Linked DNA regions of Homo sapiens: region 2 is linked to region 1. The links are chromatin contacts, found by Hi-C in ENCODE. All regions are on one chromosome and are shown on one strand. Each heading gives the region's core, a stretch centred on a gene start or an enhancer-like site at or near the end of the contact. The rest is flanking DNA. Distances are from core to core; before and after follow the strand shown. Region 1 holds the start of ZNF330 (zinc finger protein 330). Region 2 holds the start of MMAA (metabolism of cobalamin associated A).

Evidence for each region. A loop is a pair of places that touch in the nucleus more often than their neighbours do. Pooled maps may share reads with other maps.
Region 2: a loop to region 1 is called in a map of CD8-positive, alpha-beta T cell, with 32 times the contacts of the local background. The contact joins the promoter of MMAA here to the promoter of ZNF330 in region 1. A Hi-C loop is called at or near these places in 5 of 168 maps with a recorded cell type or tissue (B cell, CD8-positive, alpha-beta T cell and naive thymus-derived CD4-positive, alpha-beta T cell) and 10 of 50 pooled maps.

What each region holds. Positions count from the first base shown.
Region 1 is chr4:141,218,210-141,225,089 of GRCh38, forward strand. ZNF330 (zinc finger protein 330) reads left to right here and starts at 2,686. Exons shown (of 10, transcript NM_014487.6): 1 at 2,686-2,899; 2 at 4,157-4,282; 3 at 6,278-6,297; 4 at 6,398-6,468. The coding sequence starts at 4,163. RefSeq lists enhancers at 2,471-2,977, 2,978-3,482.
Region 2 is chr4:145,614,930-145,621,809 of GRCh38, forward strand. MMAA (metabolism of cobalamin associated A) reads left to right here and starts at 4,456. Exons shown (of 7, transcript NM_172250.3): 1 at 4,456-4,478. RefSeq lists silencers at 4,285-4,724, 4,755-4,824.

The DNA of each region.
Region 1 (6,880 bases), core at 1,436-3,935:
TAATTGCTATATAGATAGCATGCAATTTGTTCCTTTTCCTAATAAAAGATAGGTTGCTTAAAAATTTTTGCTGTTGAACTGTGCTATGGTATCATTGTATATTTGTACGCAAATTTCTTATGGTAGAAACCTAGAAGGACAATGGTTGAATCTTTAGTTTTGCACATATTTACGTTTACTTAACATTGCCATGTGGTTCTCCAAAACAGGTTTAACATTTATACTCCCAGTAGAATTGCTTAAAATTTGTTTATCCGCCTTTCACCAATACTTTGATCTGCCAGGCTTTTACATTTTGGACAATCTTATGGGTGTCATTTATTCTGTATATAAATCTTTTGTCAGTTACATGGGTGTCAAAATTCATTCCCCTCATTTTCATTTGCCTTTTTACTTTATGTCTTTAATCATCCTGAAGTTTTTAAATTTTATTGAATTCATTGTTCATTAAATTTTTTGTTTTTTTGTGTGTGTCTTAATAAATCATTCTACTTTAATATCATAAAGGCATTCTCCTATGTTTTCTTAAAATAGTTTTATTTTTGCTTTGTATATTTAGGTCCTTCCACCTAGGACTTATTAAATATGTGCTGTTAATAGGGATCTAATTTTATCTTCCTCCATATGGATCGCCAATAGTCTTTGCCTCATTTATTGAATAATACCTGTCTTCTTACTGATGCTAATGCAACCCATACCATTTGCCAAATATCCAAATGTATGTGAGTCTGTATCTAGGCTTTCTATTCAGTTGCATTTGTCTATTTGCTGACACCTGAAACTATGCAATATTGTTTTAATTACTAGAGCTTTATAATAAATAAAAGTATCCTTCTGCTTGTATAACTAAAATGGTCTGGGCTTTTCAATCTTTAATTGTTCCTATGAATTTGAGAGAGCAATTAACCAAATTCCATTAAAAAAATCTATATGAGGATTTGATTTGAATTGCATTGAATTTATAGAATATTTCAGTTCCTTATAATTTTCATATCCCAAATTGCTTATTATAATTTTGTCGTTTTATATAATGTTTTAGATTTACCCTATATATTAAATAAATTGATTATTATTACTTTTTGTATTCCCTCCTGCCTTTTAAATTCCATTTTCATCTTGTGAAGACTGCCCTTTGAAATTCTTTCACTGAGTATCTGTGAATAGTAAAGGTTCTTTGTCTTTGTCAGAATATTTATTTTGCCATCACTCTTGGTAGTGAATACTGGCAGGCACTACCCAGATCCCTCTTCCTCAATGAAAGACTTATTTCCTGAGCTGCTGAGAGTGCAGCAAGCCAACACAATCCAGCTCTTGGCCATCTTCAGGAGTCCTTTAACCCAAGGTTGCACTCTTCTCCTTTGGCAGCGTTCATCCAGTGACTAAATGTCATAGGTGTATAAAGGTCCAGCCCAGTTCCCCTAACTCAAGACAACTCTGAAGGGATATCCCAGATTCAAAACGAGGCCTTCACTGAGACGTCACTGCAGGTCAACTCTTCCCTCTGCTCAATCCTGCTTCCATTTCTCCTGCAGATGTTGTTCCCCAAAGCATTCCCTAACATACTCATTATACTCTTCTCTGACTCAGAGTATGCTTCCTGGGGAAGCCAACCTAAAACAGTTGGTGTCAGGAGTGGTTCAAGTTAGGCTAAGATGGGATTTATGATTCGAATCACAGGCCATGTGACTATCAATGAGGACCCCCTCGGTGGTAGGTGTAGGACACACAGACCTCGGCACAAGGTAACAGTGCAATAGTTACAACTTTCATCAGTAATGAAACTGGGGTGGTATTCTAACGTAACTGGGGTGGTATTCTAATTTATATACGAGTAGGTAAAATGTATCAGGCATTTGAGAACTATGAGGGAAATAGTAACCTTAATGACAGTGGCATTGACTGTTATTGCTAAGTAAAATTGATTCTTTGAAAATAGCAAAAGGCTGAGATGGTTAATTGGCTATCAAAATCTAAGAGTAAATTCCAGAAGGCCTCTTTGGTCCAAATAAAGAGGCTTTTATCTCCTGCAGGGGGAGGGCAGGAAAAGCACAGGAATAGGCCTGGTACTGAATCCTAAGTGCGGCAGAGCTCCGAAAGAGATTAGGAAACCCAGCTTGGTCGGCTATGCAAAGGTGGAGGTGCTTGATCGGAAGGAGATTCTGATGCAGGGGGAGGATCATCAGGTTTCAGTTAAAAGCAGGCAGATTACACATTAGAGGTAGAGAATGTGGGATGATTTGTTCACAAAGGAATGGAATCCAGAGGGCATAACAGAAATAAGAGACAGGGGAGGCTGGTACGGAAGTTCATCAGGCAACTGAAGGCACAGTTTGCGCAGCAACCAAGAAAAGGTGGGATGTGAGGCACGCAAGATGTAGAGGTGGGGAAAGGTTTCCAACAGAATTCAACATGAATTTGCTGTTTGAGTCAATTGATCCAGTACCAAGTCTGTGAGTTCATTTTCCTCTTCCTTTTAGATTTCTCCTTTTTCTAAAAAAGTAAAACTGAGGGGGCCTTCCCCTGCTTTCCCTCCTTCTGCTTCCCTATTTTCCCTCGCATTCCCTTCCTTTTCTGCAGATCCTCTGCTTAGGAATGGGGCATTGGCCCCCGCAGGAGTGGGCGGGGAAGGGGCGGAGCGAACAGAGGTGGGCGGCTCCCGTCCTATGACGTCAGCCGTAAGGCGCTGCTGTCGTAAAAGGACGTCCGGTCCGTCTCCTAGTGTCCGGAATCGGCTGTCAGCCTCCCTGGCTGTTAGTACCTTCTTTCCCGGAGTCCTGGTCCACGAGTTGGATTTACTGCTGTCGCGGGTGGGCCTCACGCCATTCCCTGTCCCTCGGCCCCCTGAGTGAGTCCGGTCTCCCGGCGAAAGTGAGCGAGGTTTGCCCGGAGCGCGCACGAGGTAGGGTGTCCCGCGGGCGGGTGACGGTTGCGGGTCCCCGTTGCGGGTCCCCGAGCCGCCTGGCACCTCCGCCGCTTCTCCCCTGGACGCCCCTCCGCCCCACTGGGTCCTCCAGCTCCAGGCTGGACTCCTAAAGCCGCAGTGCCCCGTGCCTGTTTCCTCATTTGGTGACACACGCAGTGCATGCAAGAAGTTGGAGTGTTACCGGAAAAGGGCTTGAACCCGTATAAGGCTGAGAAGAAGATTCACTCTTTTGAGCGTGCAGAACAAACTGGAGGGAAAAAAAAATGAGATTTAACTTTATCAGAGGATTCAGAGGATATCTCTGAGGACGCAGAAAGTTAATCCGCATGATCACCTCGTGATTATTTTCTGAGGTTCTTTGGCCAGGGCAGCACGCCCTCTAGATTTTGTCATTTTACATATTGGAATGGTGCCTTAGTGGTCTGGGCGTTACGTTACCGAAATAACCACCTATTAAATCTGGCTATTTTTCAGTTGCTACCGTACTGCTTACCACCTGTTTTGTTTTTTTTTTAATTGAGCATTCAGTTCAGAAAACTTCAGTTTAGAAAAATCTTGTATTTCAACTAAATGATGAAAATTAAACATACTCTTAAACGTAAATTTGAACCCCGTTAAAATTACATGCTCACTGCGTGTAGAGGGAAGAGCATTTGTTAAAGTCAGAGCAACTAATACCTTAAATATCTTCAGAATGTTTTGACTTTGTAGTTAATAAATAGTGTTATTTGTTGACTGTTAGATGTTTTGTTTACATATTACATAGGAAAAATTAAACTTGTTATACTTAAGGTGTTGGCAGCGTCAGGTCATCTGAATATATAGCTCAAAAAAGTGATATAAACTGGCTAAATAATGCTCTTATTAATGATTTTTTTGTTTTTGCTAATGATACATGATTCATTTGTTTTAATGAGGTGCAGAATACTTTATCATTGGAGAAACTTTTTTCTTAGTGGGAAAAGAAGACTAGTTTGTCTTTTAGGGTAAATTTTTTTGACGTTTACATTTTTAGAATCGTTAGTGCCAATAAATGCGTTAAGGATCACCCGCTTCATTTGGAATAATATGTGCTTAACGTTTCATAAGGCTTAGAATGTGCTTAACTATCGAAAGGATAGAGTTTAACATTTAACAAGAAAAAGGACACTTTGTTATACTATTTCTTAGTTTATTAAAATAGTAAATGCAGTCAGTCAATTATATCTTTTCTGTTCTCTTGTGTCAAAATAGGGGAAAATGCCTAAAAAAAAGACTGGTGCGAGGAAGAAGGCTGAGAACCGCCGAGAACGTGAAAAACAACTAAGAGCATCAAGAAGCACTATAGATTTAGCTAAACATCCATGTAATGCCTCAATGGTATCAGCTTTTTTTGATATCAGTTGGTAGTTGGAAAAACTATATACTATTTTATCTGACGTATACCTGAATAAAATTTTAGTGAAGACAGTGTTTTTGCATATAGTTTGTTGCTGAATTTAGTATCTCTGGCACGTCTGTTGATTTCACTGAGTGGCAGTGATTGTTGTTGGATTTTATATTATTATAAAACCTAGCATATTACTTTACATACTGTTGGTGATAAAGGTAGATATTGGACAAGAATAGATAATAGAAACTTTCATCTTCCAGTTTCTTTAATGCCTTAGTCTTATTGGGTTTTCATCATATTTTCTTAGCAATTCTTTCATTTCTCTTTTCTGAACTTCCTACTTAACATCTGTTGGCTTCCCATTCTATTACCTTATCTACCTGTGCTAAGTGGGTTAGTCCTGATAATTTCTGGGCTGCTTTGAATGGTGGCTGCTTTTGAAATATGCTTTTTGAAATATGCGAAAAAGCAAACAATTAGGTCATCATTACCTCTTTCATTGACTGTAGAGTTATTCCGGTTCTCTCTATTTCCACTCCTTTCTTTGTTTTTCTTTTCCCACTGTTCCTATTTTTTCCTTCTCCTTTTGTCAAACATACATGAATTGTTTAATGTAGCTTAGTTTAGCAAACGTTTATTGTGCATCTACTCTGTGCCAGGTATTATTTCAGACACTGTGGGTAGTGATACATAGATGAATTACATGGTCTCTATTTCCAGAAGTTTATAGCTCAGTTATGTTGTATATTAGGATTTGTTTGTTTATAAATGACAGAAATCTAACTTAAATTAATCTTAGGGAAAAATAGTTTATTGAATGGATAATGGAATAACTCATATTGCTGGGAAGGGGAAGGATATACCTGGGACTCGGGGACAATTGGAACCTGGAACAACTTGTAGTTCTATCTTTTGCTTTTGTTTCTTATTCCTTATTAGTTCCATTTTTTCATATTGTCTTACTCCATTTGTTGGGTTTCATAGTTACAGGTAGCTTGCATGTCTCACATCACATATTGTGCCTCAGAGAAGGAAAGAACTCTGAAAGGCTGGACTTCACCCAGTGCCTGTCCCAGGGCTAACATTTATTGGGGTTGGTTGGGTGAGGACAGATTACATAGCGCAGATGTGACAGTGAGGCTGTCTTCTGTGTTTAAGAGTCCTTTCCAGAGAAGAGAGGTTCTGAATGACTGGCATGCCTAAATATATATAATGACAGCTAGATTTTGGAAGTGCTTCAATAAAGGTACAATGTATTTATTAGGACTAAGAGGTGATAAAGTTGGCTGTGTGTGGAAGGGGTACACTTCACAGAAGAGGTGGGATTTTCACCAGAACTTTCAACAGGTAGGAGGCACTTTTCAGGGAAAAGTGTTCGAATAAGTAAAGACATGGAGAAGAGAGAATATAAGACATATTTGGAGAATGGCTGACCATTAGTGACTTGAGTCTAAAAAGAATAGGCCAAGAAGGTTTGGAAAGTGATTAGGGGCCAGATTGTGGAGAGCTTTTAAAACCATGTTTAGGAATCTGGATTTTCTGTGAACTTTATTATTTTGTATTCTCTTTGGAACGGTGCCTTAGATAAATGCATTATTTTAAGGGTCACCCACTTCATTTGGAATAATATGTGCTTAACGTTTCATAAGGCTTAGAATGTACTTAACTATCAAAAGGATAGTTCTTGTGTTCATTCTGTGGTATTTTATTCCTTACAAACAATTGAAAAAGAAACTACCAATGTATTTAGCCTCCTTTGTGATAATGCCACTTCTTCAGGGAATCATATACCCGGAGTATCACTCTCGCATACCTTTGTTATTTTAAGCATGGGTAGGTGCTTGTATACATGGGTGGAGTTGGGGCTTTGGTGTAGTGTCACTTAAATTTTAACCTGAAAAGCAGGTTATTCTTTGTAATACAAGTAAATTTGCAGTTTTCAGTCAGCAGAAAAATTAATGTGATATTTTTATATGTTACAGGAATGTGACAAGTGTCAGAGGTAAATTTTATTTCTTTTTCTATCTACCTTTAATAAAATTGTCCCTCTGACTTTTTATCTGACATTGACCATAATTTAAAATTTTATTTTACATGACAAGGCGGCAGAAGAATAGAGCATTTTGCTACTTTTGTAATTCTGTACAGAAGTTACCAATTTGTGCACAGTGTGGTAAGTTTGTAATAATTAAGGACATATGCTTTTTATCAACTGGTAGTTCAACAATTTGAACTTGGGTGGGTTTGTTGCTATTGGTTACAGTGCTTACAATTGTTGATAATATTATGCCTTACCATTAACAAAATAACAAAACATGTTATTTTGCCTACCAAAAAACTATCAAGCCTTGGTTTTGTCTCTTTGATGTAATGCTGGAAAATAATTAAGGTACAATTTAGATACAGGTTACCAATAAGTGTTTTTAAACAGTGAAAGATCAGATTTCAGACATAACATTTGGTGATCCTGAACTTTTAGTTATACTACCTTAGTCTTGTCAGTATCTGTTTGTTTACTTATCTACATTTTGATTCCTGCTGATATTACCTGCAGTGTGTTAGACCATTGGGAATAATTTTATTCC
Region 2 (6,880 bases), core at 3,206-5,705, 4.4 Mb after region 1:
TATGATGGGTTTATCTGAATGTAACCCCATTGTAACCTGAGGAGCATTCTGAATGTCTATCACTTTCACATCATTATAAAGTAAAAAAAAATCGTAAGTGAAACCCTCATAAGTCAGGGATCATCTGTACTATTATAAATGGCATATTTTAACATGTCATTTTCCAATTGCTGCTTACTAGTATATAAAGTATTTTTTTAATATATACTGAGCTTTTACCCCATGACTTCAACATCCAGTAGACGTTGAAGATTTTCCACATGTACAGTCTACAAAAACAATTTATTTAGTAGCTTTGAAAAACAGATTTTCTACATAGACCACTGTGAATAGACAGTTTTGCACTTTTGTAATATTTATCTTTTATTATTTTAATTATTTATTGTACTGTCTAGAATTTCTGATACAAAGCTGAATAGAAGTGATGAGAGCCGACAGCTTTACCTTGTTCCCAATCTTAGGATTGGATATTTCACCATTAAGCATAATAGCTATTGATCTTTCATAGATGTCCTTTATAAAGTTCTCTTTTATTTCTAGTTTTGTGATTGTTGTCATCATGAGTTAGCAATAAAATATGTCAAATGCTTTTTCCGCCATTATTAAGATTTTCTCCTTTATTAATGTTGTAAATTATTGTTGATTAATGTTGGGCAAATCTTGCATTCTGGATAAACTGCAATTGGCGATTTTATTTTATTTTTTTCTGGGTTCAATTTGCCAGTATTTTCTATAGGAATTTTGCATCTGTATTAGTGAGTAATATTAATTTGTGTTTTTTTTCCCTCTAATGTCTGTTAGATTTTTCCGAAGGTTCTGCTGTTATTCCTTCCTCCTCTATTCTCTGAGTTTACATAAAATTGACATTGTGTGTTCTTTAAATGCTGGATAGAATTCACTAACGTGGATGGTTTTCTTTGTATTTTTAAATTGCGAATTCAAATTCTGTACCAGATGTACAAATACTCAGATTTTCTATTTATTCTTCAGTGTTTTGATAAGTTTTTTTTTTTTTTTTCAAAAAACTTTTTTTCTTGAGACAGAGTCTCGCTGTCATCCAGGCTGGAGTGCAGTGGTGCAATCTCAACTCACTACAACTTCTGCCTCCTAGGTTCAAGTGATTCTCCTGCCTCTGCCTACCAAGTAGCTGGGATTACAGGTGCGTGCCATCATGCCCAGCTAATTTTTGTATTTTTGGAGAGACGGGGTTTCTCCAAGTTGACATGGCTGGCCTCAAACTCCTGACCTCAAGTGATCCACCCGCCTCGGCCTCCCAAAGTGCTGGGATTACAGGCGTGAGCCACCATGCCCGGCCCCCAAAACTTTTTATTCTAAGTTATCAGATTTTATTGGTATAAATTTGTTTATAATATTATTCTTTTGTGATTTTAATTAGAATTTTTCAATCTCAGCACTACTGACATTGGAGGCCAGCAAAATAGCTGTGGGGGACTGTCCTGTGCATTGCAGAATATTCAGCTGTTTCCCTGACCTCTGCCTTCTGATAGCAGACTCTCCAACTGTGACAACCAAAAATGTCTCTGGACATTGCCAAATGTTCCCTGGGGGCAAAAAACCCTCTGGTTGAGACCCATGTTTTAATGTCTGTAGAATCTTTAGTGTTCTTTCATTCCAGATACTGGTAATTTCTCTATTTTTAAAATGAGTTTTTCTAGAGTTTTGCAGGCTGTACAAAAGAAGACTATGCACTGGACTTGGCCTGTAGACCACAGTTTGCTGATCCTGACTTAGATCACTGATTTTTTTTCTTCTTCTCTAATAAAGGTATGAAAAAACTACAAATTTCCCTCTGAGAATACTTTAGTTGTATTTCATAAACTTTGAAATGTTGTATTGATGGTTATTAGCCAATTAATGGTTATGGTGAGTGTTTATGAAGGTAACATGAGCTTGACTGTTATTCCAACAAAAGAGCTTACAAACAGACTTTTGGTTCTGTGTGAGATGAGCAATGAAGAACAGTAAGTACTTTCCCAACTAGTTGATAAATTAACATAAACATCCATAATCTGGCAACAATATTCTTTTGGCTCCTATCCCTAAAAAAAGCCAGTCTGCAACATCCAAAACATTTACCAAGACGAGGAAATTGCAATGATTTTCTTGTACGTTATGGAGTATTAATTTGCTGCCACCTGCTGGGAGGCAGAAATGGGTTTCCAGCATTGCTAGCTACAATTTGTCCTCAACTATTTATTTTGAAAATTTTCAAATCTATAGATGAGTTAAAAGAACATTCATATACTATTCACCTGAAACTACCAACTTTTTTGTTGTTGTTGTTGTTTTGTTTTTTTGAGACTGGAGTCTCTGTCGCCAGGCTGGAGTGCAGTCGCGCAATCTCGGCTCACTGCAACCTCTGCCTCCCGGGTTCAAGCGATTCTCCTGCCTCAGCCTCCGGAGTAGCTAGGACTACAGGCACGTGCCACCACACCCAGCTCATTTTTGTATTTTTAGTAGACATAGGGTTTCACCATGTTGGCCAGGATGGTTTCGATCTCTTGACCTGGTGATCCACCCGCCTCGGCCTCCCAAAGTGCTGGGATTACAGGCGTGAACCACTGCGCCCAGCCCAGGTTCAAATTTTTTAAATCCTTAAGGCTATCTAGTTGACAGCTGTCTTTAATGTAGATCAGTCCTCCTGCCTTTTTTTATTGTCTTCCTTATTAACCTTATTGAAAAGTCCGAACAAATCACATTCAGAATTTATCTCAGTGTTTCCTCACAATCAGATTCAGGTTAAACATTTTTGGCAAGAGCTCTACAAAAGTGTATTTCCCATAGCCTCATAATGACAGGTTCATATTTTCGCCAGTATTGGTGATGCTAGCAATTTTTTTCCCATGAAGAATCTATTAACATTTTGCAAAACACTAATGTTCCATGGAAATGTGTTCCCTAAGCTGTACTGTTTAGAAAACTTCTGAATAAAAAAGTGACATGCATGAAAGTGTTTGAGTTTGTAGAACGAAAAGCAGGTAAGGATAAACTCAATTTTAAAATTAACAAACTTCTTCACTTCTAAGGTAGCACAAACTGAGCTTTCATCAAACGTAACCCTTACCGAAACAATTGTTCAGATGAGCAACGCCAAGTTTAAAGAAAGGAAGTAAACCGTCTCAAGAACTGTCAATCTGTTTGTGTTCGATAGGCTGAGATTTGAAAGGTTTGATTCTGTGTTCTTTCTACTAGATCCTCGGCTTCATTTAGACTTGTGCTTAATTTTCTGTCATTGGCTATTGAGTCTACAATCAATCTTTGGAGTAAAAGTGGTAGTCTTTTGGTCCAAATAGTAATAATGAAAATGGTGAGACCAGTAATTCATTTTTTATTATTCTGTATTCAGTAAGAATCAACCTGTATCAAATAGCTGAAAAGGCCTGAAGCCTCCCAAATGCATATCATTACACAAATTCTGTGTGAGGACTGACATCTTGGTTTCATATACTAATTATACTGCATGGGCCCCATTTATAACCATATCTACTCGTCATTTGATCCTGGCTACTGCCGATGGATGCTATCTTCATCACATTATAGCAAACATTTGGGTGATTAAGTTTTTCTCAAAAATTCTAGATTAGCATACAACGGCTTTACTACTTATATGTCATCTAAGACGTTTTTTAAGAATTAGTTACTACTACGCCCAACGCAGTGAGGTAGCAAATATTATGCCTGTTTATTTTCATCTCCATTTCAGGCTTGCGCGCCTTTCCCCCCTCGGGACTTCCCGAGGACACCCCTGCAGCAGTGAGCCCGAGTCCTGGCTTTGGCTGCATGTTAAGAAATATTAATCAAAATGAATGCGTGCCCTTTAAGAGAAAAAAACTGTGGGTCCTTCAGCCTTTAAAAACCATGCCGTGGTTTAAAAACTTAAAACTATATTTCGGCAGAACGCTGAGCATTTCTTCAAATCACTCTGAGAAGCTTGAGTGTCTTTAATTTCACCGGTCTGTCAAACGTAACGCGTCTCTCCCTCACCCCACATTTTAAGTTTCCAAGGAGCGGAAGAAGGGCCTCCGGGGGTCCCGGCCGCCGCAGGCTGCTGGGGGTGAGGACACGACTCGGCCTCCGTCCGACTCGAGGGTGTCGCGAAGGCCAGGAGGGAACGAAAGTTACCCTCGAACTTCGGAGGCGAAAGATTTCATGTGGATCTTAAAAAGGGCAAAACCTACCCCAAAGGCCGTAAACCGCCCTCCCCTCCCCCGCCAGAGAACTTCCCGGCGCAGAGCTTCCGCAGCCTGCTGCAGGCCGGGAGACCTTCACGCTCACTCGCTCTCCGCCACACGCCGGAACTGCGCGGCCACGTCCACGGGGACCCTGGCCATGCCCCGCACCGCCACCCAGCCCCAGGCGATCCCCGGGCCCCACGCGCCTGCAGTCGGCGCTGCGCCTGCGTGGGAGGATCCGGCGGAAGGGGCGGGGTCAGGTGGCACTTCCGTGGCTTCGGGCGGGTGAGTATGGGGAGTGCGCGCGGCGTCCAGGAGTCGGGACTGGGCTCCCGCCTACGGCCGCCCTCCCGCCGGGGGGCCAGCGCGGTCCTCCGGGGCGCCCCCTGGAGGATTTGGGGTGGGGGAAGGAAAAGGAGAGTATTATCGAATATTCTCCTAATATTGATGTTCGGGGTGCGGATATGTGTGGACAGGCAGGAGTCGGCAAATGGGTTCAAATGGAAGCTTTAACAAAGAAAGGCCCTGTACGTAAACAGTGTTTTAAAATTCTCATCTTGGTTAGGTTTCTCAGGTTATCTCTGAGCCACAGCAAGGCAGCTTTGTTAAGGTGGCTCTTCCCTTGTCGCTGCCAAACCCGGTAAATGGTTAACCTGAGGCCGCGTCAGAGAAAGCCACTATGACTCCTACCAAAGAGTGAAATTGAAACTCTTTTCTGGGAAATCAAATCCAGGATATAAAAGTTGGATTCAAACTAAAAGTTACAAACAGTATCTAGGTTCCGTCACATGGCGTGCCGGGCAGGGTCTAAATCTCTTTCAGCAGAGGGCATGCTGTCTTCATATGTATTTCTCATTAGAAAATGAAAGACGACCTAAACCAAAATAATATAAAAATTTTTTATTATCTGTCTTAAGAGTTGTACCCTAATCCATATGTTTAGAAAACATAAACTAATAAAACTTTTCCAACTTGGTAGAAAGCCAAAAGTTTCCAGAAAAACTGTGTGGATTATTCAGCATTTTGCTGTTGTCTACAATGTTCAGAATATTCTTTTACAATAATTTTGCACTAAATACCGGTTTGTGTTCAGGGTAACAAGAGGTTTTTAAAAAGTCAAAGACAAGGACAGGTTTTTTAAGGGCTGTATTCTATTAGGAGAGACAAAACAAGCATGAAAAGTTACATATCCATAAGAAATGTAAATCACCATTTGAGATATTTGAAGATGTCAAAAGAAAACCTTTATTTAGAATGGAAAGAGCTGGTGAATGCTCGAAACATTTACCATTTAGCTGATTGTTGCCATGTGGGAATGGGGGTCTCTCAAACGCAGATCCGATTTTCTCCAACACAGGCCAAAGATCTGTATTTTTACGTATTTTTTCTTGATTTTTAATGTTACTTGCAACCAATTTAGTTAACACACACCTTCTGTGGGTGGGCCAGGTGCAACTAGTTTGTGACCTCTGCAGATTTTCACCTTAGTACAGTCCTACACTTACACAATGGTTCAGTTAAAGATTTTTTGACTTTACAGTGGGTTTATCCAGACACAGACCCGATTGTAAGATGAAGACTCTTTGTATTCAGAAATAATTGGAATTAGAGGTCAGAAAAAGTCCTAGAGACTGGGATGGTCAGGAAAGATTTTAAGCTGGGTAGTATAGGAGAGATATCATAGAGGGGGAAGGATGTAAAAGATGAGTTAAATCTTGGGGTTGGGAGAGTTGGCAGGTTTGGAAGATAGTAAACTCTCCTTAGAGGAATTTTGGAAAGGCAAGCGCAAGAGGTGCTGCTGGCCTGGGGACTACACTTTGAGAACCACTGTCCTAGGGTACGGTGAACTTTTGGAGGAATTTGAGTAGGAGGCTAAGGAGATCACATTCACCTTTCAGAATGAGTCTTGCTGTGAAGTCTGAAAGGAGGACTGAGGAGGGAGAGAGAAAAGAGGAAAGTTTCTTAGAGGTGATTAGCACCTGCTTGATGCCAGGCCCTGTGCCAGGCTCTCTCATGCATACTCATTTATACTCACCATGATCCTGATACGTAGATCTTAATGTTTTCATTTTGTAAGTGAAGGAACTTTGAGAATATGAGAAATTACCCAGGTTCCATAGTTGGTCTCAGAGCTTCCTAGTTCAAGCCTGGATTTGAAATAGGGTGGTAGCAGTGGGAATCAAAACATTTAATGGTGATGGAATTTAGAAAAATAGAGACTTCTCAAGCACATTTAAGCCTAAAAGTAGGAATTGGGAAATCTGAATCTTACTGGAAAAGTGATAAAAAGTAAAGTGGACAGAGAACTTTAGAGAATCCCTTCATGAATTTGGTATTTGTTCTTTATTACTCTTAACTCATGATGACCTATTTAAAACCTATTTAAAAGTTGCTTATTTAAGAAGTCATCCTGCTCTACAAAAGTTTCCTGAAATTATTTGAAAAAGAGAAAATAAAGCCTTCTGTGGTTGGGGGGGGTGGAATATGGTAAACAGATTAATGGCATTTGACAGCTTATCTTCAAATCAAAAGTGATTAGCATTGAGAAATGGAAACACTTGGTACAACACTGCATTGCCTGTACGAATTGTGCTGTGCTGCAGACACTGATCTACTGTATTGATTTAGGAAATTCTGTATGCTTTTTCTTGCCAGAGTAGTTATTGAAATTGAGAATATTCATTGGA